2 separate regions of the Homo sapiens genome follow, and region 2 is linked to region 1. Evidence: chromatin contacts called from ENCODE Hi-C data. All regions are on one chromosome and are shown on one strand. The core of a region is the stretch at or near the end of the contact, and the rest is flanking DNA. Distances in the headings are between cores, read along the strand shown.

Region 1 (2,763 bases), core at 225-2,724:
TACCTTACAGAATAAGGACGTAAAGAAAGTATTTTTGTATAGCTGTACAATGTGTTTTAAACTATGTGTTATTACAAGAGTCAAAGAATTAAAAAACTCATAAAGTTTATAAAAATTACAGTAAGCTAAAGTTAATTTATTATTGAAGAAAGAAAAATTTTAAAAATCAGTGTAACCTAAGTGTACACTGTTTATAAAGTCTACAGTAGTGTACAGCAGTGTCCTAGGCCTTCACATTCACTCACCACTCACTCACTGACCCATAACAACTCCCTATTCTGCAAGCATGGGAAGTTAAATGTGTTTAGATACATAAAAACTTACCATTGTGTTTCAGGTATCTACGGCAGGGGTCCTCAACTGTACTGGTCCCCCAGTACTGGTCTGTGGCCTGTTAAAAACCTGGCTGCAGCAAGCTATAATAGCATTGCTGCTTGAGCTCCGCCTCCTGTCAGATAACCTGCAGCATTCGATTCTCATAGGAGTGTGAACTCTGTTGTGAATTGTGCATGCGAGGGATCTAGGTTGCACACTTCTTATGAGAATATGACTAATGCCTGATGATCTGAGGTGGGTCAGTTTCATCCAGAACCATGCCTGCCAACCCCCTGCCCTTTTCCGTGGAAAAATTGTCTTCCACAAAACCAGTCCCTCATGCCAAAAAGATTGGGGACCACTGGACTACAGTATTCAGTACAATAACATGCTGTAAGTTTTGTAGCCTAGGAGCAATAGGCTATGTCATATAGCCTAGGTGTGTAGTAGGCTATACCACTTAGATTTGTGTAAGTACAAGCTGTGATGTTCTCAACCACAAATTGCCTAATGACATTTCTCAGAATGTATTTCTGTCATTAGGTGACACATGACTGTACAATAAACTTGTGGTAAATGAATGACACCTGCTTTCCTGTAACTCATGTTACAGGCCTCCAAGTATTTGAAGACTGTTGTGTCCCTCCTTTAATCTTTTCAAGTTAAATACTTTTGAAATACTTTTGATTTCTTGCATTCTTCCTCCATTTTGTATGGTTTGCAAGTCCCTAATCACTTTAAATGTTCTATTTTGGGTGTGCCCTAGTTATAGATATTTTTTAGGCCAGATCGGGAGATCACACCCCAGATGATATCTCTGTGCAATGCAGAATATTGCCTCCCTCATTACAAAGTATACAAGGTATAGGCTAAAAAACCATAACAATGAGGACCAATGTGCAGTGGCTAGAACAAAAGTTTGTCTCTTGTTTAGCAGTCCCGAGGTAAGCAACTCTGTTCCTTGTTGTCATCCAGGATGCTAGTTTCCTTCTGTCTTTAATTTTTGTCGTTCCTACTGGTGTTGTCATGTGCATGATTGAGACTAGCTCTTTACCACTCTGTGTTGCAGCCCTCAAAAGAGAAAAAGGAAGTGGAGGGCAAGCCACTTCCTTATAAAGGTATGCCCTGAAGATTGCATATGTAACTTATGTGACTGTCTCATTGGCCCAAACTTAGGCACAGGCCGCATTTAGCTGTCAGGGAGCCTAGCTTATTGGCCATATGCCCAGGAAATTTTCTTACTAAAAAGAAGGAATACTTTGCTTGTTTGGCATTAGTTTCCTACAGTTGGTGAATGTTTTTTTGTTTTATCTATTTTTTTCTCTCTTTTTTTTTTTCTTGTCAGCCTTTTCAGGTTGAAAGTTGGTGCATGTTGAATTTGTGGTCATAACTGCTGTTCATTGTTATGCTGTTAATTATTTAAATGTATCACAAACATTTGCATTTATTAAATTTTTAAATGCAAGTGATAGACTGGTAATCAGCAGTTCTTCTTCTCCCCCTCCACCCCTTTTTTTTCTTTTTGCCAGAGTTTGTGGTTGATTACTTCATTTCTAGCCTTAACATACAGAAATTCAACAAATATTTATGACTACATACCAGGCACTTTGTATTACAGATATATAATATTGAATAATACAGATTGTTCTCTTTCACAAAGTTTGTATTCAAACATATTGCTTGATTTCTTTTGTGAGTGGTTTAAATTGGGGGTTGGCAAACTTTTTCTATTAAGGACCAGATAGTATTTTCTGCCCTGTGGCCTAAAATTTATGTAAATAATTCAAACAACCCAATAACAACAACAACGAAATAATCTGATTTAAAAGTGGGCAAAAGACCTAAATAGACATTCTGAAATTTGAAGACATACAACAGGTATATGAAAAAATGTTCAACATAATTCATCATCAGGGAAATGGAAGTCAGAACTACAATTAGATATCACCTCACCCCAGTTCTGGCTGTTAACAAAAAGACAAAAAATAAATGCTGGTGAGGATATGGAAAAAGGAGAACTTTTATACAGTTAATGTCAATCTAAATTAGTACAGACATTATGGTCAACAGTGTGGATGTTCCTTAAAAAATTAAAAATAGAACGACCACATGACCAAGCAATTCCACTTCTTGGTATATGTCCAACTCAAGGAAATTTAATCAGTATGTTGAAGATCTGCATTTCCATGTTTATTGCAGCACTATTCATAACAGCCAGTTTGTTTTTCTTAAAAAATAGTTGTCCTTGACCATTTTTGAAACGTTATTCTTACATCATTTTAATTGCATTACTTCTTAACTCATCCTTTCACAATTTCTTTAGCTAACTCTTCCTCCTGTCTGTCAAATATCTGTTTTCCTTTAAGTGCAGTTCTTGGTTCTGTCTCTTTCTATTCTTTCTCTCAAGTCTTAGTCACTTAAAAAATTATATGTTATAGACAATTTCCA
Region 2 (3,164 bases), core at 253-2,752, 2.8 Mb before region 1:
AGAGGGAAATACCAATATTCATATATTCAGGTACTGAAACTTTTAAGGGAATTTTTCTTTTTTCTTTCTTTTTTTTTTTTTTTTGGTCAAATGAACTTTTACTTTACCTGCTAAAATCTGCAGGCAGTGTGAGCCTTAAAATATTTTAGAGAGAGAGAGAGAAGTATCTTAAAATTACATTGTTTATTTCTAAGAACAAACTCAAGAAAACCCTTTCCTTCAAATCCCGGAAGAGTGATTAGCTTGTCTCTAAGGTATGGCATTGGCTGGGCATGGTGGCTCATGCTTGTAATCTCAGCACTTCAGAAGGCCCAGGGAGGAGGATCACTTGAGCCCACGAGTTTGAGATCAGCCTGAGCAACATAGTGAGACCTTGTTTCTACAAAAAATATAAAAATTAGCTGGGCGTGGTGGCATGCAACTGTAGTTCTAGCTACTTGGGAGGCTGAGGCAGAAGGATCACTTGAGCCCAGGAGGTTGAAGCTACAGTGAGCCACGATTGCACCACTGCACACCAACCTGGGTGACAGAATGAGACCCTGTCTCCAAAAAGAAAAAGGAAGGAAGGAAGGAAGGGGAGGGAAGGAGGGAGAGAGAGAGGGAAAGAAAGAGAAAAATAAAAAGAAAGAAAAGAAAGAAATGACATCAGTGAACCTCCTCAAACCATAGCGAGGCTGTTAAGTTTGATTGGGGCTGACATCCATGAGTGGGTACAAGTTTATCTGGTGTGGTGCCCTGCATCCTATAACACTTAGTTGGTAAAATCTACTTAAACTTGAGAGGGAACATCTCAAAAGGGACAGCTGTGGAGTTGGGAAGGTGGAGCCCGCAGGTCCTCCCATCTTGCTTTGGTGATGAGGCAGAAAGTGGGGCTGAAAAACTGAGTCTGTTTTGGTTGTATATGAGGGCTCCTGAGCCATTTTATTTTTAAGCTCCAGTTAAACTTCTTTCTCCATCTCTCCTTACGAAGTCCTCCTTCTTCAGCCAGGTTCCACAGCAATTTGGGATTTCACAAAGCCCAGGGTTTGGGGTGACTGTCAAATTTTGCTATTCTGTCAGGAAGCCTTATCTTTTGAACTACATTTAAGTTGTATTTTAATCATTTTAGTTAATTCATTCAACAGATATTTATTGAAAGTCCATATGCCAGACATATGGGGATACAGCCAAAAACAGGAACACCTTTGTCCTTGTCCTGATAGGGCTAGCCTGGCTGGGGTTACCCCTAAGCTCAGATTTGAATTAGTTGCCAACTTTCAAGAACAGGAATTTTCACACAAAATGTGAATATCTGGCTTTTTTTGAAAAATTGGGAACCTGGCAATGGTGGGCCTCTGTTTCCACATGGCAGGAGCTGAGGCACAGCTCCTGTTTCCACATGGCAGGCCCCTCCCTGTAGGCTCACTGGTGCGCAAGTCCTCACCAGTCCCTTCTGACTCACACTTGGCCCGCTGGTATCTCCTCTGTGGGTGGAATTGCTGGTCTTCGTCTAATGCGTCATTTGCCACAGTTCTGTTTCTTTGTGACTCCTTTGTTTGCTCGTTTTCTTTTTATTGTTTCTGGTCTGGCTTTTTCTTCCTTGACTGGAGTCTTGCTCTCTGAGGCCCTCTTCAGCTCTAGCATTCGATGATTTGGAAACCACAGAGCTTAGTGCCTCACCTGTAGGTTTGGAGGTGTGCTTAACTCAGTTTGACTTTCTCATTTGCAACATCTGCTGTTCCAATGCTGTCTATAGATTGTATCCTGAGAAACCCTGCATCATGTCACTATCTTTAAGAGCCTTATGCCATGTAGCAAGCTAAATAAGAAACAATGGTTAAGAGCACTGATTCTGCAGTCAGATTGTCCAGGTTCAAATCTGGCTTCATTACTTAACATTGTTGTGCCTCAGTTTCCTCACCTGCAAAATAATAAGGTTAGAAATAAAACCTTCTTAATATGTTTTTAGGATTCTGATTTTTTTTTTTTTTTTTTTTTTTTTTCTGAGATGGAGTCTTGCTCTGTCACCCAGGCTGGAGTGCAGTGGCACAGTCTTGGCCACTGCAACCTCCACCTCCCGGGTTCAAGCGATTCTCCTGCCTCAGCCTCCCATGTAACTGGGATTACAGGCGAGTGCCACCACGCCCAGCTAATTTTGTATTTTTAGTAGAGACGGGGTTTCACCATGTTGGCCAGGCTGGTCTGGAACTCCTGACCTCAAGTGATCCACCTGCCTTGGCCTCCCAAAGTGCTGGGATTACAGGCATGAGCCACTGCTCCCAGTGGTGAGTACCTATTTATAGAGCCCTTGCAACAGTGCCTGGCACAGAGCCAGGGCCATACAAGTGTTAGATTAAGTAAAAAAAAAAAGTACCAGTCAATCTGAATCTCAGGCCCTGAGTAATAATTTGCAGAGGAATTTGTGCTGGGGGTTGAGAGTTCCTTTTCATTAACCCATAGTTAACGGTGACCAGATTTTCTAAATAAGAAATCAGGATACTTCATCTATAAAACTTGGGTTCCAGTTACAACTTCAGGCCATACAAAAAGAACTATTAAAATTGAGGTGTTGATGTTTTGTAGAAACACTGCAACAGAATATTTGAGATCAGACCTGTTTTTAGATATGTGATCACTCTATACATGTAGTGCTGATTAGGTATTAGGTACCCTCATATCTTTATTTAAAAAAAATTCAAAATTCTTCAAAACAAAAAAACCTTCAAAAATTATCTGGCTAGCATAGAAAATCTTTTTAGGCGATCACTGATAAAATTTTTTCCCTCCCTCCATCTCTCTTTGCTTTTAAACAGCAAAAACTCACCCCATGCCCAGTTCTCACCCAGTTAATTCAGACAGTGTGAATACCTTGATGTTGACCTAACTCATTAAAAGAAAAAGAGAGAAAACCTTTGAAAGCCTATTCCATGTCAACCAGTGTAAAAAGACTCTCAATTTTATTCAAACCTGAAAACAATCTTTTATGGTGGGCATTATGATTTCTACTTCACAGCTGAGGAGATCTAGTGTGGGGAGGCCTTTGGGAGTTCACCCTGGGCCTTGCTGGCTTCAAAATCTGGGCACTCTCTGTTCTGCACTCTGGCATGGTTATTAGCGTCCCTACAGTCCCTTTTCTGACCACTCAGTGGTATCAGCAAAGCAACAAACTCACTGTTGACACCATT

The links. A loop is a pair of places that touch in the nucleus more often than their neighbours do. Pooled maps may share reads with other maps.
Region 2: a map with no recorded cell type shows a loop between it and region 1 (6-fold over the local background). The contact joins two enhancer-like sites. A Hi-C loop is called at or near these places in 2 of 37 single-sample maps with no recorded cell type and 1 of 50 pooled maps.

Annotation. Positions count from the first base shown.
Region 1 is chr1:113,782,347-113,785,109 of GRCh38, reverse strand. All of the region lies in intron 2 of RSBN1 (round spermatid basic protein 1), which reads left to right. Among named protein-coding and RNA genes, the nearest start is that of PHTF1, 24 kb to the right of the region's middle. Within about 2 kb of position 1,474, at least 11 of the 41 ENCODE cell types and tissues checked have a DNase peak (open chromatin) inside an H3K27ac peak, as active enhancers do.
Region 2 is chr1:116,555,074-116,558,237 of GRCh38, reverse strand. All of the region lies in intron 1 of CD58 (CD58 molecule), which reads left to right. LOC105378925 (a long non-coding RNA gene) reads right to left here. Exons shown (of 3, transcript XR_947739.2): 3 at 1-3,164. Among named protein-coding and RNA genes, the nearest start is that of MIR548AC, 3.5 kb to the left of the region's middle. RefSeq lists enhancers at 1,337-1,631, 1,405-1,654. Within about 2 kb of position 1,502, at least 19 of the 41 ENCODE cell types and tissues checked have a DNase peak (open chromatin) inside an H3K27ac peak, as active enhancers do.